Regions from separate parts of the Homo sapiens genome. Here all the other regions are linked to region 4. Evidence: chromatin contacts called from ENCODE Hi-C data. All regions are on one chromosome and are shown on one strand. The core of a region is the stretch at or near the end of the contact, and the rest is flanking DNA. Distances in the headings are between cores, read along the strand shown.

The links. A loop is a pair of places that touch in the nucleus more often than their neighbours do. Pooled maps may share reads with other maps.
Region 1: a loop to region 4 is called in a pooled map, with 16 times the contacts of the local background. The contact joins the promoter of PGM1 here to the promoter of SERBP1 in region 4. A Hi-C loop is called at or near these places in 8 of 50 pooled maps.
Region 2: a map of B cell shows a loop between it and region 4 (18-fold over the local background). The contact joins the promoter of ALG6 here to the promoter of SERBP1 in region 4. A Hi-C loop is called at or near these places in 3 of 168 maps with a recorded cell type or tissue (B cell, CD4-positive, alpha-beta T cell and naive thymus-derived CD4-positive, alpha-beta T cell) and 8 of 50 pooled maps.
Region 3: a loop to region 4 is called in a map of CD8-positive, alpha-beta T cell, with 10 times the contacts of the local background. The contact joins the promoter of EFCAB7 here to the promoter of SERBP1 in region 4. A Hi-C loop is called at or near these places in 2 of 168 maps with a recorded cell type or tissue (both CD8-positive, alpha-beta T cell), 1 of 37 single-sample maps with no recorded cell type and 8 of 50 pooled maps.

What each region holds. Positions count from the first base shown.
Region 1 is chr1:63,587,563-63,594,660 of GRCh38, forward strand. PGM1 (phosphoglucomutase 1) reads left to right here and starts at 5,849. Exons shown (of 11, transcript NM_002633.3): 1 at 5,849-6,172. The coding sequence starts at 5,927. RefSeq lists enhancers at 5,836-6,125, 6,826-6,885 and a silencer at 6,166-6,465.
Region 2 is chr1:63,364,154-63,371,245 of GRCh38, forward strand. It overlaps ALG6 (ALG6 alpha-1,3-glucosyltransferase), which reads left to right and starts at 3,474. Exons shown (of 15, transcript NM_013339.4): 1 at 3,474-3,534; 2 at 6,618-6,906. The coding sequence starts at 6,825. RefSeq lists enhancers at 2,934-3,073, 3,934-4,043 and a silencer at 3,274-3,753.
Region 3 is chr1:63,521,339-63,528,468 of GRCh38, forward strand. It overlaps EFCAB7 (EF-hand calcium binding domain 7), which reads left to right and starts at 2,187. Exons shown (of 14, transcript NM_032437.4): 1 at 2,187-2,296; 2 at 4,234-4,421. The coding sequence starts at 4,235. It overlaps ITGB3BP (integrin subunit beta 3 binding protein), which reads right to left and starts at 1,887. Exons shown (of 9, transcript NM_014288.5): 1 at 1,791-1,887. The coding sequence starts at 1,795. RefSeq lists enhancers at 1,286-1,909, 2,071-2,150.
Region 4 is chr1:67,427,607-67,435,265 of GRCh38, forward strand. It overlaps SERBP1 (SERPINE1 mRNA binding protein 1), which reads right to left and starts at 2,796. Exons shown (of 8, transcript NM_001018069.2): 1 at 2,382-2,796. The coding sequence starts at 2,694. RefSeq lists enhancers at 1,333-1,969, 2,605-3,240, 2,678-2,947, 3,158-3,237, 3,268-3,447.

The sequences.
Region 1 (7,098 bases), core at 4,599-7,098, 3.8 Mb before region 4:
ACTTATGGATACAAACGGACATCGGTTTCATATTGCTTCCATATGTAGGAACTAGTCATTTCAGCAAATTACAAATAGATCAGGATTTAATAAACTGAATCTGCAGTCAAGAAGAACCTATGATTTAGACTGCATAAATGAACTAAAATGACATTTGCAATATTGTTCAGCATTAATTTGGGTTGATATGGAATTGTCAATTATTTTCCAGTTACAAATAACTGTACATTCTTATAGAAGATTATTTACAACTGACTTACTCTATTAGAGCTCTGTTAACTGAGAGACTAGTCTCTAGTTAGAGACTAGTTTAGGACATTCTAGTCCTAAACTGTAGACATCCTCAATATTCCTCAATATAGATTATTCCACCATTACTTGACACCACCAGACAGGAAGATGAGGATACATAGATATAGAGCTGTTTTGTTTTTAACAATAACATGATACATGCTTTTATTGTATGCCAAATAGGTGCCTGCTAAGGCTTTGTCTATATGTTGTTAATGAATTACTTTTCAATATTTCTCACTTTGATAATTGGTTTCTATATAAGCCATGTAACTAATAACTGTTAAATGTTAATGCCACTATATCACCCACTTCACCATCCAGTATTTTCATTATAAACTCCATACATCTTTTTTATTATAAATTTCACATACATACCATTGATTATTTGTTGCAGTCATCAAAGATTGCTATCCTATAGTAAATACATTTCTTTAAATCATTGCAATTGGAATGCAAATGAAGGATAAATATGATTGTACTTGAGAATAGTAAAATTCATAGAGACAGAATAGTGGTTTTCAGGGGTAGGAGGGAGGAGGGAATGGGGAGTTACTGTTTCATGGGTACAGAGTTTCAGTTTGCGAAGATGAAAATGTTCTGGAGATGGATGGTACAATGGTTGCACAACAATGTGAATGTACTTAGTGCCACTGAATGTACACTTAAAAATCATTAAAATGGTAAATTTCATTACGTATGTCTTGCCACAATGAAAACAAAATGCTTTTGTTTGTTCACTGCTGTTATGATAAAGATCTCAACACCTGACATCCCCTACAAGGCCCAATATGATCAGACCTACCATTCCACCCCGAGGTTTTTATACTCCAGTTACACTAACTGTCTTTTTTCAAGTTATTGATGACACTAGATTCCTTCTTACTTTAAACTTCCCTTAACGTTCTTTCTGGAATGAAATGCTCCTCCTCTCTTTTCACCTGGCCAGGTACTATTACTCATTGTTTTATCCCTCAGCTTACATAGCACTTTCTCCAGGATATTGTCCATGACTCTCTCCAATGATAGATCCTTCTATTTACAATCTAACAGCACCTATACTTCTTTGTTGCACTTATCACAATTATGATTTATTATTCAGTATCTGTCTCCTGCAACATATTGCAAGATCTGTGAGACCAGAGACTATTTTGCTTTTTTTTTTTTTTTGAGACGGAGTCTCGCTCTGTTGCCCAGGCTGGAGTGCAGTGGTGCGATCCTGGCTCACTGCAAGATCCGCCTCCCGGGTTCACGCCATCCTCCTGCCTCAGCCTCCTGAGTAGCTGGGACTACAGGCACCTGCCACGACACCTGGCTAATTTTTTGTATTTTTAGTAGAGATGGGTTTTTACCCTGTTAGCCAGGATGATCTCGATCTCCTGACCTCATGATCCGCCCACCTTGGCCTCCCAAAGTGCTAGGATTATAGGCGTGAGCCACCGCGCCCGGCCGAGACTATTTTGTCTTATTCATCAAACACCTTTCAAAGAGCTGTCATTTAGTACAAGTTCAAAACATATTTATAGAGTTAATGAATCAATACACGAACGAATACATCTAAATGGTAAAGAATAATTCATTAATGAAATAATGAGGGCCGGGTGTGGCGGCTCATGTCTGTAATTGCAGCACTTTGGGAGGCCGAGGAAGGCAGATCACTTGAGGTCAGGAGTTCCAGACCAGCATGGCCAACATGGCGAAACGCCATCTCTACTAAAAATACAAAAATTAGCTGGGCATAGTGGCATGTGCCTGTAATTCCAACTACTTGGGAGGCTGAGACACGAGCATTGCTTGAACCCCAGAGGTGGAGGTGGAAGTGAGCCAAGATCGTGCCACTGCACTCCAGCCTGGGTGATGGAGTGAGACTGTCTCCAAAAAAAAAAAAAAAAAAAAAAAAGTAAGGATTACCACTTAAAAGGTATTTCAAAGAAAAGGAAAATACATAATATGTACTTATCATTTTAAAAATAATACAAATTCCCTATAGAAAACCTGGAAAATCCAGATAAAATATAAAGAAAATAAACATTGCCCTATCTTGCAACTCAGTGGTAATCATTGTTGCATATCTTGGTATATTTCCAATGGCTTCTTTCCCGATTTCAGTGCTACCCACAGGGGAATAAGACTCCTTCTCTTGCTTTTCATAAATACTACAACTTGGAAATCTCTGCAAGTCAATTTTTGAACGTGGGTAGAACCTGTGAATACGATGATACATTACTCCTATGAACACGTTACAAAGGGAGATTATCCAGGTAGGTCTAATCTAAGAAATGGGGACCTCAATCCTACAACTGCAAGGAAATAGATCCTGCCAGCAATCTGAATGCGCTGTGTTAAAATCAGATCAAACTTTAAAAATTTTTAAAAGTTTAGCATGCATACAAAGAACAGTTTACAAACTGGAAGACATCTAACCAAAAGTGGCAAGAAGCCCAGCTCACAGCAGTTACAGTACAGCTTATAAACATTGAGGAAGAAGTATTTTGACCTTCGTTACATTCTTTTTAAGGCGAGTAGAGCTGTTAAGCTGATTTGTCTATAGCTGATTGGTTTAATTTCATTGACTCACACTGTCAAGGACATTTTGTGTTTTGTTTATGTCTAGAGCAAGTGTTTCAGGGAAATAAGGATGACTTAAGTTTTGGCTACCTGGCTATGGGTGGTTGGACTTAAAATATCTAAACTGGAGCCTCTATTTTTATTTATCTTTAACACTTGAAAGAAATTCTTCCCAGAGCCTCCAGATAAGAAGCCAGCTTGGCTCTTGACTTCAAATCAAGGTGTTCTTCCCAGAGGCTCCAGATAAGAACGCACCAAGCTTGGGTGGGTTCTTATCTTGAGGCTCTGGGAAGAATTCAATGAAATTAAACCAACTGGCTATAGACAAATCAGTTTAAACAGGTATGCTTGCCTTAAAAAGAATTTAATGAAGGTCAAAATACTTTCTCCTTGATGTTTATAAGCTGTTATATATCCGTGATTACCAGGATTGAACCTGGCCAAACCTTTTGATCTATAGAATTGGGACTTCTTATCTATAGAATTGTGACATCATAAATGGGTGTTGTTTTCAGCTGTTGAGTTTGTGGTAATTTGTCATACAGCAGTAGAAAAGTACGGGTTGAGTATCCCAAATCCAAAAATCCCAAACCCAAAATGCTCCAAAATCCAAAACTTTTTGAGTGCCAACATGACACTCAAAGGAAGTGCTCATTGGAACATTCTGAATTTGGGATTTTTGGATTTGGGATGCACAACCATTGTAATGCAAACATTCCAAAATCCGGAACAATCTAAAATCTGAAACATTTCTGGTACCAAACATTTCGGATAAGGGATACTCAATCTGTAATACAAGGGGATTGCATAAAGGCATGATTATCAGGAGGCAAGGAACATGGGGATCATGTTAGGTCTGTATAAGGGGCCACAGTAACCCTGTCCAGAACAGCAGAACTGCCAGTTAACTCATAGAATCATGAACTATAATCATGAATGGGGGTTGTCTTAAGCCACTCAGATTTAGACTGGTGTGTTATGCAGTTAAAGCTAATTGTTACAACTTCTGGGGTGAGAGAAGTATAGATCAATTCCTCTTAAATGAAAAGCTCCATCATATTTCCAAAGATACTGAAGAATATAGAAAGGGCATGAGATCTGAATTTGGGCCCGTGACTTTACAAGTTATCATTTATTGATGACTTACTTATTAGCACTGTGGTAGGAGCTGTATATTCTCTATCTAAACCATACAACTCTAAGGTAGGTATTTTGAAGGCTCAGTGAATCTATGCTATATTTTCATTTTGTGGAGTTAGATAACCTTGATTACATTCACCATCCAATCCTCAATTCTCTCGTCTATAAAATGGGCTTGATTATATTATTTAATTCACAAGATTACACTGCTCTGTAAACTCCTGTGCAAATATTAGAACTCATTACTAGCAGTCCAGGGTTCCGTTTTCACATAATATTTGCCACCGAAACTCATCTATAGTGACTACATCAACACACTGTATCTACATAGCATGTACTATATGAGCATGTATATCAACACTTGGTTTGTGAGAGTCTGCACTCTTATGGGTCTGTTCGCCTCCCTGCTTGATCAAGACATACCAATTAACTACCAAAAGAATATAATTCACAGGTGAATGATATGCTCTGGTTTTGGAATTGGGGAAGGGGAGCTAATATTTTTGAAGGCCTCTATGTTTCAGGCACCAGGCTAGATGATTTACTTCTAACAGCTGATTATGATTGAATTTGTTTGGACTGGGTCATTTAGAAACCACCTCAAGTAATTCTACTGTGAGCATGGGTCACAGTAGGATTCTACTGTGTATCCATGACTGAGAATTTCTGACATACAAAACCCCATTAAATCTTGCAAAAATATTCCAAAGTAGGTGATATGTTTATTTTACAGTAAGGAAATTGATGCCCACGGACATTAACTAACTTTCCCAAGAGCACACACCTTGTAAAGCCAAGTTTTTTGCCACTTTACCAAAATGACAGGTTTCTTGAACAGAGGAGACAATCACTCTCATCAAATTAAGGGAGATACTAAACCGAAAAGCAAGAAAGACTGAAGATTCCTACTTAATAATCAAATCCCCTTGGTTGACCTTGCTATCCCCCGTGAAACTTTTCCAGCCATGTCAGTCCTTGTTTGTTGATCTCCTCACTTTATTTCTATTACATGAGTAACTGGCTAATTTTGATGGTGTTCATACTTATCCTTACCATATATTTGCTCCTACATTTGTCAAGTCCTGCTTGTACATTTCCTAGTTGCCAACCTGGTGTCACAGCGGGCAAATCATGGGAAGAGCCCTGGTTTTGGAGCCAGACCACCTGAATTGGCCTCCCGCATGGACTTAGCTGTGTGGCAATGAGACAAGGCATTTTATTCTTTGAATTTCAGTTTTGTAAGCATAAAAAGGGGAAAAATAAAACCCAGAGTTTAGTAAGGTTTAGAAACGCTACACTCAGCAAGTCATAGCTAAGTCACCGTCACCAATGGTAGTCAAGTGTGTGGTGCAGCAGGAAACATTTGGAGTCGACTCCTTTACGGAACTCAAATGCCCTCACATTTAGGGAGAAATAGAAAGAATTACGACTCATGAAATCGAGCTGGGGCTGGCACTTCTGACCCTCCCAACAGGTTTCCAGAAAGCTATTTACACACGATGCATTCGCCAAACCACTGGAAATCATTCTACCCTGTACTTTTTTCCACCCTGCCTCACGTCCTTGCCCTATGACCGGGTTCCTACCCCAACCTCTGCCCCAACACTTAGAGGAGGAGTTGCGGGCCTCTTTTTACAGTGGATAGGATTCCGAAGGGGAGAGTAAATCAGTAAGGCTCCACCCATTTCACAGGAGGCCTAGAGACCGGCGCTCCCCTTTCCCCTCCCGCCGGACCTGCCAGGAGGTGGGCTGGCGCGGAGGGAGGGCCCTGTCCCCTGTCCCTTTAAGGAGGAGGGCCAAACGCCGGCCTAGAGTGCGGCGTAGCCCCCACCCGCCGTGCCCTCACCCCAGAGCAGCTGCAGCCTCAGCCGGCCGCCCCTCCGCCAGCCAAGTCCGCCGCTCTGACCCCCGGCAGCAAGTCGCCACCATGGTGAAGATCGTGACAGTTAAGACCCAGGCGTACCAGGACCAGAAGCCGGGCACGAGCGGGCTGCGGAAGCGGGTGAAGGTGTTCCAGAGCAGCGCCAACTACGCGGAGAACTTCATCCAGAGTATCATCTCCACCGTGGAGCCGGCGCAGCGGCAGGAGGCCACGCTGGTGGTGGGCGGGGACGGCCGGTTCTACATGAAGGAGGCCATCCAGCTCATCGCTCGCATCGCTGCCGCCAACGGGGTAAGGGATGCGCGGCCCCGCGCCGCTGTGCACCCTGGCGCGTGTGCGACGTGCGGCCCGCGGCGCCCTCCCTCGCTCGGGGCCGGCCGCTTCCGCGCGCTGCCGCCTCGGTTTCCACCTCCCGCTCCTCCCTCTCCTTCGCGCTCGCTCTTCTGGCCTGGAGGCCCGACGGAGGTCGCCGGGCTGGGGAAAGTGGCCACGGGACCCGGCAGACCTGCTCGCCTGACTCCCGGGGCGCCGGGAGGTGCGGGCGCGGAGCCTCCCAAGGTCACGCCCGACTCTCCGTCTCTAGCCGCTGCCTTCCCTCTCCCCGTCCCCCGCCCCTCCCGAGGCGTCTGACATTTGCCCTAACCTTGCAGCCTTGGAAGATACGATTACGGCGCAGAGTGCTGTCGCCTTAAGCAGGAAAGGTTAGACTGCCGCCGCCTCGCCCAGAGCCCCCTCGCATCCCGCCCGCTCCTCTGCTATTCTCGGCTAGGACTGGCGCTTCCCGCTGGCTCGGAGCCCGACACTGTGGGGCAAGGGTGGCGAGAGCACCCATCCCCCTGGGGCGTCAGGTTGGCAGATCTCAGCAGGCGGGTGCCAATCTTTTCTCCCCGCCCCCTAGTTTGCCTTGGTTCCGAACTCCTGCCCTTTGCGCGGCCTGCTTGCTGGGGGGCAGGCGTTTGAAACATCTAGTCTCTGCCCAGTGGTGCCCGGGATCTGTTCCACCGACGGGGCTGGAGCTGAATTTTCATTAGAATGGCAACATACCCAAAGACGCCCTTACGCAAGCAAGCAGTCGTGGCAGGCCAGGAAATTACCGCAACACCTTGGTTCCGCCCCCGGCCAAGGAAAGTTAACTGACTTGATTGGGCGGGTCCACTCGGATAGGGGAAATTAAAAAAAAAAAGTTTTTCAGTAAATCTGATATATGGAAATGTGGG
Region 2 (7,092 bases), core at 2,224-4,723, 4.1 Mb before region 4:
CCTCAACCTCCCTGGGCTCAAGTGATCCTCCCATCTCAACCTCCTGAGTAGCTGGGACTACATAAGCACACCACCACACCTGGCTAATTTTTATATACTTTTTGTAGAGACAGGGTTTCGCCATGTTGCTCAGTCTGGTCTTCAACTCCTGGGCTCAAAGGATCTGCCTGCCTCAGCCTCCCAAAGTGCTGGGATTACAGCTGTGAGATACTGTGTCTGGTCGTGGTTTCAGAGAAAATTTTCAGATAAGAACAGTAGGCTTCTGGTGGGGATGCAAATATATATATGTATGGGCTGCTATATGGTAGGAGGAAGAAGACACTTCAAAGAAAGGCTATGAAAAAGTGAGCACATGTTAAAGACAAATGATAATAGCTATTATTTATTGATTGCATACTATATGCCAGGCAGTATATTCAAGTTTTATATGCATGATTTCATTTTACTCTCATTAAAATTCAAAGAAGATGACATTATTATTAATTCTTTTTTTTTTGTAGGTGAAGTAATTATGCCAGAGACATTAGGAGACTTTACCAAGTTCACACAGCTAGAAAGTAGAAGAACTAAGATTTAAATCCAAACCTGTTTGTTTTCAGAGTCAGAGACTAGTTCTTAATCACCTTTCTACACTGCCTCTAAACTTGATCTGCTTTACAATTTTGCTATGGCTTATCCTTTTTGCTTATAGTAAATGCTATCATTCAAAATGCATTTTCTGAACATCTGTTATGTAAAGGCACTGGATATTCACATGTGAAAGATGATACCTATTGAAGGTAAAGAGCAGGAGAAGGTATATAGATGGCAGTGGTGAGACAATTCAGCTATGAGTTAGTGACTGTGATGTCTCTTCCGCTATTTATTCATGAACATTTTGAGCATTAACTTTTTGTTAAATACTGGGTCAGAAGCTGTTGGGTTGAGAAACAGGAAGGAGAGATTGATACCAACTTCCATCACTTTAAGATGTATACTTTTTACATATTAATATTTCTGAAATTATATGTTTTACAGTAATTACTAGCTTAAATGGTAGCATTGTTTTCTTCCTCAGTGGTACATAAAATAATGGTGCTTTTTACAAGTGGTGGAACTTTAGATTCAATAAAGTATGATTTTTGGTCTGCCAAACATGGTTCTTGTTCACCAGATGCTTAATATTTATGATCCTGCAATGTAATGGATTTCTCCCTACATTTGTAACCATGTAACATCCTTCACCAATGTGCCTTTCTCCTTTTGGCCTGAGATAATGCATTTATTCAAGTATGGTTGTTTATTTTCTCTCTATACTGTCTCCATCATTATTCAGCAAATGAAACACTTTCATCTCTCTATCTTCACCCCAATTTCTTTCCTGGGCTCTGATTCATAACTGACACCTGAGTATTACAACTTTCTTGTCTTTATGTTACCGTGAACTCAATACAATGAACCATCTTTCCCTCCAAGCCAGATTATTCTCCAGGCTTCCCAAGATCTATCAGTTCTTGGGAACTGTAATGCACACTTGAAACCTTGGGAGCCATCCTTGATTCTTCCCTCTCCTTTGTTTCACTTGTACATATCTAGTATGCTATTAAGACCTGTACACGAGGCCAGGTGCAGCAGCTCACGCCTGTAATCCCAGCACTTTGGGAGGCCGAGGCAGGCAGATCACCTGAGGTCAGGAGTTCGAGACTAGCCTGACCAACACAGAGAAACCCTATGTCTACTAAACATACAAAATTAGCCAGGTGTGGTGGTGCATGCCTGTAATCCCAGCTACTCGGGAGGCTGAGGCAGGAGAATTGCTTGAACCCGGGAGGTGGAGGTTGTGGTGAGCCGAGATCGTGCCATTGCTCCCCAGCCTGGGCAACAAGAGAACAAGAGCGAAACTGCGTCTCAGAAAAAAAAAAAAAAGACCTGTACATGTTTCTTCTTGCATTGATCTCTCCCTTTGCAGTTCCACTATTGCCATCTCAGTCCAAGCCCTTGTCTAATCATGCGTGGACTGCTATAGTCTCCCTCTGATTCATCTGATCCATTTTCACCACTTTAAGTTTTCTCTAACACTGTAACTGTACTGTATACTTGACTCCCTGCTAAAAGTCATTTAATAGCCCCTTACTGATCACTGGATACATTCCAGACACCATAGCCTGGTATTCAAGGCTCTCTACAATTACCAGTCCTTTCCAGCTTCATCACCCACCACCTAAACTAGAGGAAATGTTCTACACTTTTCAGCTGCCACAATATTTGGCTTGAACCATTTCCTTTGTCTAGATTCTTACTCTCATTCTCTGGGCTTATCCAGCCAGGCTTTCCTTCAAAGCTCAGCTGACTCCTCCAGGAAAAGCATTTCCTGATGGTTTGCAGTTTACAGTGAACCCTCTTCTCCTAACTCCTACAGTGCTTAGTGCATATGTAAGTAATGTAACATTTAGTATGTGTTTCCTTCTATAGCTTTTTATCCTTTTATGCATAAAAATGTCTTTCCAATGAGAATTAAATGCCTTGAGGGCAGGGACCTGCCATATTTCTCCATATTCCCAGTGCTGATGGTCTTTTAGATATAATCATATTTTAGACCTGGAAGTTCACCTAGCCCTACTGATTTCTTTCACAGTTGAAGAAACTGAGGCCCAGAGAGAAGTTATTCAGACTCAGTAGAAAGCCATAGTCCTAGCCAAATATTTGCTAACACTTACAAATTATAGGGGTTGGCTTACGTAGAATGGCAAGATTCAGAAGTGGGGAATGAGGGCACTCTCTGAACAAAGGAAGGCAAGTAAAAATCATCACAGCCGTCCATGCGTGATTGGACAGAAGCCTAGACTGAGATGGAAATAGTGGAACTGGAAAGGAAGGGATCAATGCAAAAGGAAAAGTGTGCAGGTCTTACTAACTTACTAGATAGGTATTTTTGGCAAGTTTGGGACCAGGTGATTCAAGCTGCCCGCTGGGGCACGTGTAGTGGCTACTCGAGGGCAGGGCTGTCCTTTTGCACAACGCACAGGCTCTCGCAAATGGTTGGATGTTCAATGTTTCTTACTTTAGGGGGCTGCCCAGTCTTCTTCTTCGCAGGCATGTGGCTAGAAGAAAGTGAAGCAGGTTGGCTTTCTGGCTCCTCGAGGGCACAGGCCCAGAGGTGGTGAGGACCGGCCAAGGCTCTCTGCTCAGTGCAGCAAGCCAGGGCCCGCCCCTGACAGGAATCCGTTGGCTAAGCAGCCGCTCCGGCCTTGGCCACGATCCCAGGAAAGAAGAGCAAGGGGCTTTCCACCTGCCCCTAGCCTAACCCGGGGCTGGGGACCTCTCGGGTTCCATCGGCTCTTGCCCCGCCTCCTAAGCCGGCCGCCTCCTGTCCAGGCCAGGTTGCCCGCCCCTCCCCTCACGCTCGACGGGCTCGCTCCCGCACCGGGCGCGCGGGTGGTGCGCGGGCACACGGAGGCGGAAGGCCGGAGGGGCAGTCCGCCGCGGGGGCGAGCGCGCATGCGCCTTCCTGGGACCCACGGCAGGCGCGAATCCCAGCGGCCGGCGGGCGGCGGGGTAAGAGCATGGGATCCCGGAGGTTCCGGACCCCAGGCCAGTGTGGGGAGGTGCCGGGGGCTCGGACGCGCCACGAGCCGGCGCAGAGCTGGCGACCCGTCTCCCAGCTCCGCTCCACTCCCAGGGACGCGACGCGAGGCCTCCCCAGCCCTTCCTGCAGGGTCGCTTGTGGGTCGGGTGAGGGGACGCGGTGATAGTGGTGGCACTTGCAGGCTGGGGCGGTCCTGGCACCCTTGTCCTTGCGGTTCTGAGGGCCTGGCCCTCAAGAGGAGGGGCGGAGAAACGCGAGAAGGGATCCCTTTCGCCCCATATACACGCCCGGGATAGCTGCACTCCCCGGTGTTGTGTCCACTGCGGTGGAAGGACCTTTCAGACTAAAAGGAGCAAAGTCGGTTCTGGGATGGGGACGGCGGGCTTGGCATTTGTCGAGATGCACCGTCAGGGCAAAGGAGGACGAAAAGCGCATCTACTGCCTGCCTAGCAACTTCGTGGCCAGTGGATGGGTTAGAAAATTACTGTTTTCTGATTTACAGGTGGAAAAAGTCGCAAATAACCCTTTTTCTGGTTTAAGCAGAAGAGAGTCGTTAAAAGCCTCGCATAATATCTTTAACCACACAGGGCTCAGTAAAATTAGGGTACCTCCCCGCTTCGTACACACAGACGCACACAGCTCCATTCAGCAAATACTTCTTGGGTACCTGCCTTCTGCTAACACTGTTCTACAAGTGGGGAACAGAGAGCAACGACTAAGACAGGAGGATCCCTGCTCACAGGGAGCCTTTAGTCAACACATCCAAGTAATTTCCTTTTACACTTTTTTTTTTTTTAATTGAGACAGAGTCTTGCTCTGTCGCCCAGGCTGGAGTGCAGTGGCACGATCTTGGCTCACTGCAACCTCTGCCTCCCGGGTTCGAGCGATTTTCCTGCCTCAGCCTCACGAGTAGCTGGGATTACAGGAACGCACCACCACGCCCAGCTAATTTTTGTATTTTTAGTAGAGATGGGGTTTCACCATGTTGACCAGGCTGGTCTCGAACTCCTGACCTCAGGTGATCCACCTGCCTCGGCCTCCCAAAGTGCTGGGATTACAGGGGTGAACCACTGCGCCCAGCCCCTTTTATGCTTTTTAAATTGGAATATACCATATAGAAAAATACTGTACGCAAATTATAAGTTGTAACTTGTTAATTTATCCTAAAGTCAACACATTTCCTAACCACTACTCAAATCAAGAAGGAAGATTCACAGCATTTCAGAACACCTCTCTGGGCACCCCTCCCAACCACCATCCCTTCTTTCCTCCCCAAAGGTAACCTCTTTCCTGATTTTTAACACCATAGATTAGTTTTGCCTATTTATGAACCTTTCATGGAACCATATGATATGTATTCTTTGGTGTCCAGCATTTATACTGAAAATTATGTGTGTGAGATTGCACCATGTCATGTGAAAATACAAATCCTGTTAGTGAAAAGAATTAGGAAGCAAATTGAAGGTAATGATACAAACAGTAAGGGGAGGAAGCTTTAGTAGGATAGTCAGGGATGATCTTTCTGAGGGGATGATTTGAGATTTGGCATCAATGACAAAAGATTAGCCATTCCAATCAGTTCTGGAGTTATCCCGTGATGTTTTTATTTTAAATAAGAAAATAATTAGGGCCGGGTGCAGTGGCTCACGCCTGTAATCCCAGCACTTTGGGAGACCAAGGAGGGTGGATCACCTGAGGTCAGGAGTTCAAGATCAGCCTGGCCAATCTGGTGAAACCCCGTCTCTACTAACAATACAAAAATTAGCCAGGCGTGGTGGTGGGTGCCTGTAATCCCAACTACCTGGGAGGCTGAGGGAAGACAATCGCTTGAACCCAGGAGGCAGAGGTTGCGGTGAGCCGATATTGTGCCATTGTACTCCAGCCTGGGCAACAAGAGCAAAGCTCCATCTCAAAAAAAAAGAAAAAAAAACAAATAAAATAAAATAATTTTAGATCATTAGGTGGAATGTACCAATTTTGCCCTAAATTTTTTAGTTGATTTATTATATTTTCTGAATATATTTAAAGTGTATCCTGTGGTTAAAATGGTCCAACATTTTTCAAAGAGAAGAGGAAAATGTCAATTTTGTCGATTTGCTTTTTATTTTTTTTTGTTTGAGATGGAGTTTCGCTCTTGTTGCCCAGGCTGGAGTGCAATGGTGCGATCTCGGCTCACTGCAACCTTCACCTCCTGGGTTGAAGCGATTCTCCTGCCTCAGCCTTCCAAATAGCTGGGATCACAGGCGAGCGCCACCATACCTGGCTAATTTTGTATTTTTAGTAGAGATGGGGTTTCACCATGTTGGTCAGGCTGGTCTTGAACTCCTGACCTCAGGTGATCTGCCCACCTCGGCTTCCCAAAGTGCTGGGATTACAGGCGTGAGCCACCGCAACCGGCATCAATTTGCTTCTTACTTTAAAACCCCAACCTAAGGAAAACTGTAAAAAAAAAAAAAAAGTAAGTGGTTAATTGAGTTTTACTGCTTTTGTATTTTTTTCTCACGATTTGGGATTATTCTTAATGATTCTTAAAAAGGCTCATTTCTCTAAGATGGAAAGTTGGTGTGGTTAATGCAAGTATATTTTGGAAGAAAAGTAAAAACCAAACTAGATAAATTGTTTATTGGAAGACTTTCCCAAACTAAATACAAAGACAAGATTCCTCTTTCTCGCTGTACCAAAGATAAATCATGCCTTTGTCTACGGTTGTGGTTTTATATTTACCTGTAGGTGAATGTGTTCTAAATAGAATTGACTGTGTCATTATCTACATATGTGTTGTTTTTCTTTTCTCAGAAATATTCCCTTGTGAGAGTAAATCTTTACTATATCTTTAGATGTATTGAGTCCCATTTAATAGGGAGATCCACCTTTTGATGTATATTCCCAACTAAAGGACTAGGGAATAAGGAACTTAAAATACCACGTTTCCTTCACATTCCTTCCCACTACCCCTCCCCTCGAATTCTCTATCCTTCTACTTGGTTTACTGGGTTCATTGTTGTAGGTACTGTACTCAGCTGAATCTTGATATCTTTTTTTTTCCCCTTAGGATACTTCTACATAGACATAATCAAGTTTTGACTATTTGGAAACCAAGCATCATTAAAATTCTCTCAAACTCCTAATTGCGAAGAATCGATAACATTTCAAGAAGTGATAACATTTCTCTGAACAAGAAAAGAAGTGATTGACCACGTTTTAAAAGTACTCTGGCACTGGTGCTGTGTTTTCTTCCCCTCCCTAAATTTGAAGAACTATGGAGAAATGGTACTTGATGACAGTAGTGGTTTTAATAGGACTAACAGTACGATGGACAGTGTCTCTTAATTCTTATTCAGGTAATACATTTTTACTGGTTAAAAAAAAAACGAAATTTTCCTTTGAATAGGTGTTTGTTTGGGGAAAAGTTTACCATTTTCTGACCAGTACAGAGAAGAATTTCAGGCCTTTTTGATATGGTTGAGAAAATACATTTAAATGTCCAGTTCTAATAGAAAGAATATGGATAACAGCTAAATAGAAGC
Region 3 (7,130 bases), core at 937-3,436, 3.9 Mb before region 4:
AACTGTTGATTTAGTCTTAAATCACTTTGCTAAAACTTAGAAAATTAGCAAAGTAATTGCTAGTTTCACATATATATTAGCTATATATGTGAGATGTTAACCTCAACTTTAAGGTTGTGTATTTATTACCAGAATATACTTATCTAAAAGCCTAATATAACATCTTGTGTGCATATGTTAGGAAGACAGTTGTCAAAAAGGTCCACTTTTAGGCCTGACACAGTGGCTAACTCCTATAGTCCCAGCACATTGGGAGGCTGAGGTGGAAGGATCACTTAAGCCCAGGACTTCAAGACCAGGCTGGGCAACACAGGGAGACACTGTCTTTACAAAATAAAAAAATTAGGCATGGTGGCATGTGGGAGCCCAGGAGGTAGAGGCTGCAGTGAGCTGTGATCACAGCACTGCACTCCAGCCTGGGCAACAGAGCCAGACTCTGCCTCAAAAAAAGAAAAAAAAAGTTCCACTTTTCATAGTTTTTTGGTTCCCCACTCCTATACACAGATACACACAGTTCAGGAGGTATTACCACTTGTTTGGCAAATACACCTCTGTTTTCACTGTATTCTTAGGGATTTTGTGTGTGTGATTGTGTGACATTATCTTTGCAGCTTTGTTTATTTGAGAACTGGATGATTTTTCTAATGCAAGAGTAGGGAAACAAGTCTCTTTGCTTAATTCTGGGGAAAGGAAAACCTCCTCAATAATCCATAACTTTTAAGGGCATCAGTAAAACATGCATTTATTGGCAGCTGTGTTGAACACCCTATTAGGTGATGGGTTTCTTTATCTGTAAAGATAATAGCAGCCCCCATCCCCTAAAGTATTTTAGGATTCAATGAAAAAACGTAGATAAATTGATTAATACAGCACCCACATTGTAATTCAAGATTCAATAAATATAGGTTATCATTTCTGTACAGCTTTCCCCTTTCATGTCAATTCCTATTTGATACAAAAATTTCCCCAGCTGTGTTACTTTGCATTTTACTTAATCCTGAAATAAACTAAGGAACAGGTTACACTAGAGGGGGTACCTAAATCAACCTGAGGACAAGGACGGCCAAGGAGAAATTACAGGTGTTTGATATCCACCCCACTCCCCCAACCTTTAATGGCTTTTTTAAGTTTCTATAGGGTAGCAACTATTTTATGCATCTCAATATAGGATGGATGAAGGATATGAAAAACAGATGAATCTTATCTAGCACAATGCCTATTCCCACTATGGTCATTCTCAATAATCAGATTATTGGTCATAGATGGGAATTTAGAGATCATGCAGTACAAACTTATTTGTGTAAGTAAAAAAAAACGAAGCTCAGGGTCGATAAGTGACTTGCCCAACAGTGAAAGAGTCTTATCTGGAATCCAGGTATCTAGACCCACTCAGTCCATGAGTTCTCCCACGGGTTTACACGAACGCGCCACATTAATGAAGGCAAGGGACTGACAAACTACGAAGGCGTGTTTTCATCTACTCTGTCCCATCCTGTGTGTCAACCTTATTTATGTTATTTCAAGTTAGACATCACCTAAATACAGCCCACAGTTTACGAAATCTGTCAAAAGCATCGTAGAAACAGAAAGCGAAGGAGGACTATCGTATGAGTACCGCTGGAGGAGACGTAGAGTTGAGGGTACCAAGCGAAGGGAATTGCCTGTGGACAGAGGAGACAAGTTCATACTCCGAAAAAATAGGAAAACGAGAAAGGCTACTGGGCCACATAATATCTTCTCTTCTTGCAGAGGGCCCCCAAAACAGCAATACCTGGGGAGGAGATACCTACGGCATTCTGAGATTCGGGAAAGCACCACTGCCGCTGAATAAAACGAACCCAGCAACTTCCGAAAACAGAAAATCCGCCAAAGGAAACGCCAAGGCATGAAAAGCGCGCGCTGGACGTTGCGTCAAGCCCACCGCGGCCGGGCGGAAACATCCTCCCCGCGACGAAGGATCCGGGTGTGCGCGAGCAAAGGAGCGAGCGGGGAGTTCTAGGCCCAGGACAGCACCTATTTCCTGCTGGTGTAACAGAGCACCTTCTCTCACTACTCTGGCCATACCACCCCCGCGATAGAGGAGCAACACAGCTGTCTCTGTGCGCTCCGGATCAGCGCTTCCTAGATTTCTAGCCGGATCGTTTGGAGAAGGGCTCTGCATCTTATTTCCGGTGGCGGTGAGGTGCAGTTGCCATGGTGATTAGAGAAAGGCCGAGATCTGTCCAGCTGCGGTGAGAGGAACGCTGAATCGCCGAAGAGAATTGGCTGCGCTTCCTTGTTTGTGAGCTAGAATTAGGTAGCAAACAGCTCGCTGTCTCTGTCTCTTCGCTCCCTCTGTCCCTCTCTGTGCAGCTGCTTCTCCTTCCTCTGCTTTGTCTACTTCTCTGTCATAAACATTTGGTCCATGTATGTACCTAAAATGTACATGTAAATGCGGTTTTATTTCCAGAGGAATACAAAAATAGAGAGATGGTGCCCGAGATTACCTGTGACGGTATTTCACTGTGTAGGGACGGTGACTGGACGGCTTTCTGTTTTCACTTGGCCCTGTAGAAGCCTTAGGCGCTTGTTAACAGTTTATTTTTCTTGCTATTGTGTGGCTGGTTATTTATGGAGCCGTTTGCTGCAATGTACTCTCTAGGCCCCTGTCTCAGTCTCGGGCCGGAGTTTTAAGTAAGGGAGGTTTCCAAGCCTGCGGGGGGTGCAATTATATGTTTATTTAAGCTTTAGTTTGGTTTCTCGTCACAGAAAGGAAAAGAATAAAATTCTGGCACATTTCTGCCTTGGGATTTCCATGTGAGGGAGTTGCCTTGTTTGGAAAGAATATTTGAGGACGATCCTAAAATATACTTATATTTTAAAATTGCTTATTGCAAAGTGAAATTCATTCTCCCTTACTTCTTGAAACAGTTTTCTTTCACATTTGTGAGGAGATGCATGCACACATATGTGTTTAGAACTCTGATGCTTAATTATAGTATTACCAATTTGCAGTAACCAGACTGTGACACCACATCCCTGTGGGGTCCTTCTAAATCTGGTGTAATATGAAAGTGTCAGGCAGGCGGCCTGCGTATTATAAATAGGGTACTTCATCCATGATAAGCAATTATTATCTTTCTTTCCCAAGTGTAAATGATCTATATAATTCGAAAAGGTGCAAGTGATTTAGGCCTCCTGAGTAGGAATGCAATGAGTCCTGAAGGGGACCCTACCTGTGTTATCTTATTATTGAACTTGAAATATTCAATTTATTAGGTTGGAGATCTATTTTTAGAAGTCAAAGCTGGGTAGAGTAATATTGGAAGCTGTTAGACCACCAGTAGAATCTAATACCCCATAGTAACCATTGTTCAGTACTATATCCACATTAACAAAGAAGAAACTGTTCGTGAAATTTACGGCTTTTTGCCACTTACTGCTAGCTGGGTGACATTGCTACCCCTCAATTTCCTCATCTGTAAAACGGACAAAAAAATACCTGACCGCTGTAATAGGGATAAGACAAGATGTATGACAGTTCTTTAAGCTCTTATGTACAGAGGTGCTATACAAACCCCAAATATTGTTATTAATAAAGGAACACAGTAAAACTATGATAATGCTATAAATAAGACTTTTAAAATATAGCTATTTGAAATGTGGGGCTGCATTATTGAGATGTTAATGAAATGATCTTGTTGATCCTGCTGTGGAAGATGGGTGTCAACTACCACTCATATCCCGATTCTCATTATTCTGGAGTTTCTCATTATCTGCAGTTTATTTAGCACTTACTACGTGTCAAGCAATATTGTATATGCTTCACATGTATTAACTGATTTGCTCCTCTTAAAAACCTGATGAAGACTGTCATCTGACTTTCGTATTTTGAGAGAATAGATGTGTGCTCTTCCTTTGTTCAGTGATTCTTCTCTTGTGTATATCTTTGTTCTTTTGGCTATTATCACATATTTGAACAATTATATATATACATATGTATATATCTAAAATTAGAAATTAACTGCCAAAGGCTTATTCTTGTTTAATATATAATACGTCCATATACAACTATAGTATTCGTCTTTTACTTCCACATATAAAACTTTTAATATCTTGATCTTTTCATATATGTTATAAATTTTCTTCTATGTATAAAATCTTGATTCTCCTCCCTGTATTTGAAAGACATGGTGACATTTGTGTTTTAGTGACTCACATTGACAAACACATTTTTAAATTATTTTCCAATAGAATGGCGATCAGTCCACGAAGCGATGCAACTTTCTCCAGTCAGAAATCAACACCTTCAGAGAGTCCTCGAACAAAGAAATTTCCACTAACTGAAGAGGAAATATTTTATATGAATTGTAGAGCTGCCTACTTAACTGTCTTCAAAAGCAGCTTGGAAAACATTATTTCTAAAGATCAACTTTACTTAGGTAAATTTTTAAAATTTTTAAATCTTTCACCTTTTTGTTGAAAGTTAATAAATAGGTCCGAAAGACTGAAATTAGAATTACCTTGTTGAATCATCCCAGTTTCTTAGTGAAGCTTGAGCAATGGAACTACAGTAAGCTATTATGTCATATCATATAGTTACATATTCTAGGAACTACAAAATAAAACTTTCAATGTTTATACAAACTAGATGGGTAATTGAAAGCTTCTATCAATTACTACTTGCTTAAGATACTTTTAATTCTCATTTTGGTGCTTTAAGATTTATCATAATAAAATTAAAACGCTTTTGGCCTCTTAAGTCACTAGCCTGAATTTGACCCATACTGAGGAAAGTGTAAAGGATGTGTAAAAATGGGTGGAATGTCTGAAAAAGTGAAGTACTGAGAGATAAGTGAACTTTTAAAAGAGAATTGAGTTGGGGTTTTTTTATTTCTTATTTTTATTTTTTGTTTTGTCTTTTATTGCTTCTGTCCTTTATCACATTTAAAAATTCCTCTCATTACAAAGGTCCCCAAAACCACCAAATTTGGTTCTTTCCAGGAGTATCAAATGATTTGGACATCTTTAGTCATGAGAGAGTAGTAAACAACAGTACTAGATAACACTGACTACTCATGTCAGTTTCATCAAGGCTAATAACTTTATGGGTAGAGAAACTGAGTTATTTTGCCAATTTTATAATGAATTTTCTTAAACCAAAACCCTGACATATTTGTGCAGCAGTGTCTTGAGTTTGTATCCAATAAGATCTATTTGAGGAAATGTATTTTGAGGAATACAAGAATTGACAAGATTAAAATTTATTTGATGTCTAAATAAAATACATTATTTGTAAAGTAGTTTAAATGCAAATGCACATGACTGACTTTTAAAGTCATGTTTAATTTTGATTTACATAATTTTAAAATTACTAAAATGCTCTATTTTGAATTTTAAGTATTTGTGTTTAATTCATATACATTAAATGTTTAGGCAGACATCCAATAAATTTTTTTTTTTTTGAGACGGAGTCTTGCTCTGTCTTCCAGGCTGGAGTGCAGTGGCGCGATCTTGATTCACTGCAGCCTCTGCCTCCTGGGTTCCAGCGATTCTCCTGCCTCAGCCTCCTGGGTAGCTGAGATTACAGTTGCACGCCACCATGCCTGGCTAATTTTTGTATTTTTAGTAGAGACGGGGTTTTGCCATGTTGGCCAGGCTGGTCTCGAGCTCCTGACCTCAGGTGATCTGCCTGCCTCGGCCTCCCAAAGTGCTGGCATTATAGGCGTGAGCCACCACGCCTGGCCAATAAATTAAAATTACTTCTAATTTGCCATTATTTCTAAAATAATCCGAGTTTTTTTTTGTTACTGTTTTGAAAATATACTAAGAGAAGGAATCTGCTAAGTTTAAAAGTTTAACATGCCTTCCACTACTATGGCATTTAGTTTGTGAATCAATGTGTATGTATTACTAAGGTGCTATCAATCTTATGAAATTATCTGGGAGGATAACTATACAGTGTTTGTCTCTTCAGTGTTATATACACTTTTGGTTTTAGGGTGGAATACTCTCTTAACGTTGTAATAATTGATTTTAGATAAACTATTTTTTAAAAAGGAGTAACATGAACTAGAGCTGCTGCTTCTTGCTACACCTTTCATCTATATCCTTCTGCCACTTATGTGCATTTCCATTTTAAGGTCAGAGACAGCGGTAGCATTACTATAGCTTTAAGTTCCTTTTTTGTCAATTTATAAATAATACAGGATTATAGATGCATGTCAGAACTTTAAAGTAAACCCTGGCAAAAGATCCATATCATGGTGTCAAAATTTAAATATCTACAGCTACGTGATATTTTTACTATCATCAAACTTAATCATTAGATCCAGCTAATTCTAAACCTAGAGATTAAAGTTAGTAGGAAATAGATTGTATCAATTTCTTAGCTATGGGGACATCTGCTTACTGAGTACATGTTTTGGCATAATTAATTTTATTCTGAGAAAGTTGTTCTTGTCTAATTACCAGTACATTTTTTAAAACAATATTTTCTTTGTTACTAAAGATAGCAGCAAGCATATGCTAAGCTACCACTTGTGAGAAAAAGTTACATACCTTTTTTCTCAAAACTGAACAGAAGATATAATTTTCTTTCATGTGGACTTCAAATGCTGGCAAGGATGTGGAGAAAAGGGAACCCTCTTACACTGTTGGTAGGAATGTATATTAGTACAACCACTGTGGAGAACAGTTTGGAGGCTTCTCAAAAAACTAAAAATACAGCTACCATAGGATCTAGCATCCTACTGCTTGGTATATATCCAAAAGGAAATCAGCATATTGAAGAGATATCTGCACTCCCATGTTTACTGCAGCACTATTCACAATAGCCCAAATTTGGAAGCAACGTAAGAGTTCATCAATAGATGAATGGATAAAAATAAAAAAAGTGGTACATATACACAGTGGAGTACCATTCAGCTATCATAAAAAAGAATGAGATCCTGTCATTTGCAATAACATGGATAGAACTGGAGGTCATCATGTTAAGTGAAATAAGCCTGGCACAGAAAGGCAAACATCACACATTCTTTCTTATCTGTGGGAGCTAAAAATTAAAACAATTGAACTCATGGAGATAGAGAGTAAAATGATGGTTACCAGAGGCTGAGAAAGGTAGTGGGGGTAGGGGGAGAAAATAGAAA
Region 4 (7,659 bases), core at 1,546-4,045:
GGTATTTAAATAAATGTCATCAGTAATAAAGTGCACTGGGGTGGAGTTATGGAACCAGTCCTTGCAATAATATCCAAGCCAAACACACCCAAGTGAACAATAGTTGGCGTCCCCACCCAATATCAAGTTTACAGAATCTTAAAAACGTATTAAACCTACCTAATGAAAAAGACTGACATTTAAAAATGCAAGCTTCTTTTGATATACTTATCTATAACTTGCAAGCTCACTAACTGCACTAGTTTCAAGGCATTCATTCTTTTTTAGAAAATCCCTGGTCTACACTCTCAATGACATTCTGCTGTCAATTCTCAAGTTCTTCAAATGGGCAAGAGAATGTACAAAATTAATTCATAAAACATAAACATTAAATATCTGTCTAAAGTATGTCAAGTATTATGTCACAATGTGTTATCAAAATCACAGAACACAATCAGGTTAACCTTCCTACTACATGCAGCGACTTTGTTTACAGATTTATTCCCAGTAATCAGGACAGTAGAATCTCAAAACGGGTATTGTCCATTCAACACTTTTCCTGTATTTTACATGCTTGTATTTTATGCAACTTAACAGTAGTGCTCTGAAATACTGACCTAAGGAAAATGCTGATTGCTAACATGGAATAGTTTTCCCATGGAAAGACTCATTGAACGGTGAACCTAAGTCTTGGTTCTAACTTCATGAAATCATTCCCCACATTTGTTAACTTAAAATACTACTTTTCAGGTAAGAGCTTATTTCATAGATGGGCTTCATGATCAAAATAACTCAGGCATTTAAACCATGCTTCATGTTTTGAACATTCAAAATGAGTGAACACATCTACCTGGTACACATTATTCGTCAGATTCAACTTTTTCGTGTACTTTCTTAAGCTTAAGCATAGTTTAAATAATTACACAAGTCAGCGTTACTTAACACACGAATTAAATGATTTATTTAATTGTGCTAGATTGCCATAAAGCTTAACTGGCTGAAGAGATACTTGGCCTAAGTGATATACATGCTTTCTAATACTCCAACTGTATTTTTCCTCAACCTATAATTTTACCACAAGAATTAATTATTTTCTTTTATTCACCACCTAGGACCGAGGTTCTTCATTCCGAGCCTCACAAAAGTCCTCAAAAAAAAAAAAAAAAACCCTCCTAAAACAAATCCTACCACGAGAAAATTGTTTTGATTTTTAAAATTAGTTCACTGTTACAGAATTCAACTAAAGCTAAAGAGAAACAACTCCTTTCAGAGAAGCACGTGGCAGGAAGGGGTAATTTCAACTTTCAACATATAAATGCAGCTTTAAAGATTCAGACCTTAGGTCCAACACCTGCTTGCTATTGATCATGCACGTTCTTATCTCCAAACTGCTTGCTCTTTTTTTTCATCCGCAACAAACTGGTAAAGCGAATGCAAAAATCAAGACAATCCTGTGAAACTCACAGTGCCCTAGAAACAACTATTAACCGCCAGTGAAACTCTGACCATGCTTCACGCACATGTGGTGGAAAAAAAAAACTGCGAACTCTAAAGAGCTCTGCTGCGACTAACGCTGTGACAGCCTCTGCACTCACTTCACCCACGAGGCCCAGACCCCACCACGTGAAAGATTCAGTTTGGGGAGTCGAGAGAGAGGATCGTGACTCGAGGACGTTCCTCGGGATGTCCTGCAATCACCAGTCTTCATTCATAATTCCCGCTCCTGGTTAATCGAGTGTGGCCAAACTCCTCCATTTCCCAACGGCTCAACTCACCCCAGCAAGTTATGAGAAAGTCCTAACAGTTGAGAGGTGGAAGAGAAACAAATAAAGGACATGCGGCACCCCAACCTGCAGCTTACTCCACACGTCTGATGGCCTGGAACGACCCCCTGCTTTTCAGCGGGGATACTCCGCGCCGTCGTGGGACAAGACGGCAGGACAGGAGCCTGAAACAACAGCACCTCAAAGGAGCAGCTCTGCGCAGTAAGCAGCGATGGACCCCCAAGCTCCTCCGTAACTACGGAAAGCTTCGGTGAGGGGCCGGCTTCCCCGCACCTCAGTCCATGCGCTCACCCGCCAAGGAATCCGGCGGGAAGGCAACAGCCTCCCAGGACCTCGAGCGCGCTCGAGGAGCAGCTCATCTCCGACCACGCTCCTCTGCTCACAACCTGAGGCGGGAAGGGGATGGCTCCGAGAACCTCGCCGGCGGTGGCTTGAACTTGGGGCTACCACGCTCCTGGCACCTTCGCAGGACCGGACTTTTGTCGCGTGAAGAAACGTGAGGATATAGGCGGCAAAGTCTCCCGCGGACCCTCGGAGCTCCAGAAACAAGTGGCAGCCGGCAGCCCCCTCGCTCCTTCCCTCCATCCCAGTCTCCCCCACATTCTGCCCCTGCTTTACCTTCTTTCTTAAGCGCCACGGGCGGCTGCGTCTCCTCTTTCTTGTCAACCACGCCAACGCTGGGGGGCAGCGGGTTCTTGCGGTCTTTCTGGGACTCCTTGCGCAGCTGTTTGCCTGCCGCGTTGGAGTTGGTCTGGGCCGCGGCCTGAGCTGCGCTCTTGGCCCCAGGGCCCCCAACGCCGCCCCCGCCGGCTTCTTTTTTCTTGTTCTCTGCTGCCTTCAGCACCTCGAAGGGGTCCGATTCGTCGTCAAATAACTGGTCGAATCGGTTGGTGACCACGCAGCCGAAGCCTTCCTGTAAGTGCCCAGGCATGATGGTGGCTCGGCGGCGCGTTCCTCCACGGATTGCAGCGGGCCGCGCCGAGCCAAGAGCGCCTGCTTCAGCTCTTCCCACAAGATGGCCGGGCCGAGAGAGGGGGGCCGTCTTCTCTTCCGGCGCCAGGCACACATCCGGGAGCGGCCTGCGCCGCAAGGCACTGTGGGGTATGTAGGCCAGAGTCATTTCTCCTGAGGCGACTCTCCGCGTCGGGACTACAATTCCCAGGACGCACCGCGCGACAACTCTTCGCGCGCGCCTGAGAGGCGAGACCCCATGAGGGGAGTGAAGCGTGCGGGCTGAAGGAAGGGAAGCGTGGTGGTGGGCGGAGTCCTGCCACCTGCTCTGGCCACCCTTAAACTCTCTAGGTCTTCAGCTACCTTGAAACCAAAAAACCGTGACGGCGTAACTGACTCGCGAAAGTGCTCTTTGGTTTCACTCACGCCCCCTCGGGCTCAGGGCTAACTTTCCCCACCGCTCCAGGGGGGTCAAGGTGACTCCCAGACCTTACATCTGAGACGCACAAACTTCCGGGGGAGGGGGTGTTGCTGAGGCGCCGCGCCGGCCGCGGGTAGGCTGGACCCTGCCTGTGCCAAGTCCGAGCTGCTCAGTTGCTGGAGTGGCCCTCCGTCAGCCTCCACGGTGAATCGAGGCTCTTCTGTCTAATGTGAGGGGGAATACGTTTCCTCTCGCGGGGACATGAACTAGGGTAGCAGAACTAACCAAAAAGACAAGTGAAACTATCACATGGGAGCGTGGCGCGTCTTTCCCGGGCTTCTCACCGTGTGGCGGCGGGTGTCGTAGGAGTGGTTAACTCCTGACGGTGCAGCGCTAGACGCGGGGCAAGCCTCCAGGAAGCACTGTTTATAGAAACCCTGTTACAATTATTCCAATTAATCGTCCGTTCGTGTCCGGCAAGTCAGGGCTTAGGTGGCTGTGTTGTTAGTCACATGCGCTCAATACATATCATTTGAGAACATTTCGAGTGCATGTGTGCTAGGAGTTGCGGTGAGGGGAGGGAAATATTGAAGTCAACACTTAATAATGACAAAGCATTGATACTAGTTGAGAATATTAAAATTCATTAAAAGAATACAATTTGAATGCGTATTTAAGCACATTTGGTAGCACCGGGTTTAAGTATATCATAATTTTTAAGTCCTTTTCCATTAACACAAAGTAGCAAATGCATCGCTTATTTGGTAGGAGCTATGAATAACCTTGAACTCAACATTTTGTTAGGCAAATAGTTTGCCTCTTTTCACAAATGTTGAAACCACTTCAGAGATGAAATGATTTACCAAATTCACACCTCTGTAAGTGCTAGTGACAGGCATTAGCCCAGTATTCTATCTCCACTAGGAGACTGGACATCAGCTCTTTAATTCAGACTGCCCTGATAGAAAGCAGTCCAATTTTTAAATTTCCGATATAATTTAAACATTGTTGCGTGTCAGGATATGTAACATGGCGGAATGTAATCATCAATTTCCGAGCAGATTTTAAATCAATTCCTTAGCAGGGAAAATAGAAGACACGAGTCATATTACATACATGGGGCAGCAAGCCTCCTGGTTTTCTTGTTTCTCAATCCTCCCCTATTCCTCACTTATTTCCCTGCTGCCTCAGTCCTGCACCCTGCCCACAACGCCCAACCTCAAACACACCCCCTATCTCATCCCCCCTTCCACAGGCTCTGGTTCTGTGGCACCTACCAAGACAAGGAGCTTTTGACCATACTCTTCCCACCTTTTTGAAATAGCTCAAGTGCAATGTAGAAGATCTCCACATTTTGACAGATTTTCTCTCTTCACGGGCTGTTGCGTCTCTGAGACTGCCTGCATCTTTGAGACATCTGTGAAAGCTCCTCTTCTTAACTCTTTCTGGCCACGGCCACAGTAACAATATTCATACTAAAACGTGATGTTTTAGTGTGTGCTTGGTGCACTTTACATACGTGATCTCCTTTAAACCTTACATCAACTCTATAAGAAAGTTATTACTCCATACCTCCCCCCCGCAAAAAAAAAGTTATTGCTCCTGTTTTAAGATTAGGAAAATGAAAACAAAGAGCTTAAGTAAGTTAACTACTCCTGCCACAATCTGGGGGGTGGGGCAGGCCTGTTGTTATTCATTTTTCTCCTCCATTACAGATTTCTGGTTTGCTCAAACAGAGCTTCGTAACCACCAAGCATTATTACAATAAGAATATTTGAAAATAAGCTACACATAGAGGAATTTTCTGGCTATGAATTTATGAGGTTCATTTATGCTCTTCAGAGAATTTACCTATTAAGATTACATAAAAATGTTATGAATAAGCATTTGGAGAAAAGGGGAGAATCTTCTATATTTCCAAAAAGTTTTGAAGCCCATTTTTAAAGTATACAAATAAAGCTCAAGGTGGTCTTTTACATCTCTCAATCGTTATTTTATAACTAGTTATTTTCACTAATGTTTCCTTTATTCTACAAAATTGAAATATTAATTTCTTAATATTAAATATTAAAATGTCTAAAAGTTCTTGCTACTCTCAATAGGAGAACATCAGCCAAATAAACCTCAAGGGAAGAGAAATTTCCTAGACACTATTATTCAAATTAAAGAAATGATTTATGAAAGCAACAAGTGTCAGACGATATCACTAGACATGTGGCCTAAAATGTCATCTCTCTGTAGCAATATTTGAATCACATCTTCTTCTCTGAAAAATACTCATGAAACTTCACAGTCTTATCTACAAGGATTTTCTAGCAATAAATGCTGAAAACCATGATTAAATATCTGATAGAGTTGCCTAATGTTAACAAAATGGAGAAACAATATTGTATCTCCTTCCTTCCTGCCTTCATTTACTTTCAGGATGCTAATACAGTACTCAATTCTCAGCCACATTACAATCTGCTTTCATCCATTTCTTGATAATCTCAACCCCGTTATTGTTGCTATAAATAGTAGCAATGACTAACAATTGCTGTACTACATTTTTTTGTACCCATGTTCAGTTGATTCTCCTGCCTCAGCCTCCAGAGTAGCTGGGATTACAGGCCTGTGCCACCACACCCGGCTAAATTTTTGTATTTAGCTGAAATTTTGTATTTAGACAGGGTTTCACCATGTTGGCCAGGTTGGTCTTGAACACCTGACCTCAAGTGATCCACCCATCTTGGCCTCCCAAAGTGTTGGAATTACAGGCGTGAGCCACTGCACTGGGCCTACTGTACTACAGTTTGAGCATTTATTATGCACTAGACACTGCTAAGTACTAAATACTTTACATGCATTATTTCCTTTAATTTTCAGAATGACATTATGAAGTAAAAGGTATTACTACCTCTATCCCCCTTTTATAGATAGGGAACCTGAGGTTAAGTGCCCCTCCCAAATTCACATTGACTGAAAGAGTCTGGCAGTCTGACCTTACAGCCTGGGCACCCAGTGGTAACACGGAAGAGGAAAAAGTCCTTCATCTTTACATTGCTACCATATGTAGCAAAATCAAACTATTCTAACAGTTTGGGGACAGAGGATATAGGCATCACATCAATGTAAGTAGATTAATTTTTAGCGTATTCAATGTATAATGTATTTTTAAAACAAAACCACTAAAGGTGCTCCTTGTGAAGAAAAGGACAAATCCCCTATGTCTGACAATGGAATGCTAAGTATAATATTGCAAGTCTAGGCTCGTGCTAAAGTTAGAATATCAGAGCTAAAAATAGAAATGTTACACTCCTTTTTCCACCTCAAACTCACTTTGAAAGTTGGGCTTCTTGGTTTTAAACTTCCTTTTTTTTTTCTGTGTTATGCTCTTCAAAAAAAAAAAGGAGAACATAGCTATATAGAGATATAATTCATGTGCTATATAATTCACCCACCTAAAGGATACCAGTTAATGGTTTTTAGTATATTCACAGAGTTGTGCAGCCATCACCACTATCTAATTTTAGAGCATTTTAATCACCCCTGAAAGAAAACTATACCCATTAGCAGTCATTCCTTATTCCTTCTACCCCCAGCCCTAGGCAATCACTAATTTACTTTCTGTCTCATAGATTTGCCTATTCTGGACATTTCATATAAATGGAATCTTACAATGTGTGGTCTTTTGTAACTGGCTTCTTTCATTTATCACAGTGTTTTCAACGTTCATGCGTGTTGTACCATTTATCACTACTTCTTTTTTTTTTGTAACTGAATAATATTCCACTGTATAAATAAACTAAATTTTATTTATCCATTCATCAGTTGATGGAAATTTGGGTTGTTTCCACCTTTTGTCTATTATGGATAATACTGTTAGGATTATTTGTTTGCAGGGTTTGGGTGGACATATGTTTTTGATTCTTTTGGAATGGAATTGCTGGGGTCATATGGTAACTCTATGTTTACATTTTGAGGAACTGCCAAACTATTTTCCAAAAAGGCTGCACAATTTAACAGTCCCACCAACAATTATGTGAGTTCCAAGTTCTCCACGTCCTCACTAATGTTTGTTATTGTCTGTCTTTTTTATTATAACCATTCTACTGGGTGTGAAGTGGTTCTGCTTGTGGTTTTTTATTGCGTTCCCCTAATGGCTAATGATGTTGGGCATCTTTTTACATGTTTATTAGCCATTTTTGTATCTTCTTTGGAGAAGTGTCTATTCAGATCCTTTACCTTTTTAAAAACTGGTGTACCTCTCTTTTTTATCATCACATTGTAAGAGTTCTTCATATATTCTAGATGCAAGTTTCTTATCAGATATAGGACTTGCAGATATTTTTTTTCCCCATTCTGGGGATCGACTTTTCACTTTCTTTTTTTGTTTTTCTCTTTTTAATTCTTTTATTCTTTTGTTTTTCTCCCATAGCCAACATCATAAGACTTTTTACTTTGTTGATAGTATCCTTCGGGGCATAAAAGTTTTTAATTTGATGTGATCTTTATGATAAAATCCAATTTATCTATTTTTTTGGT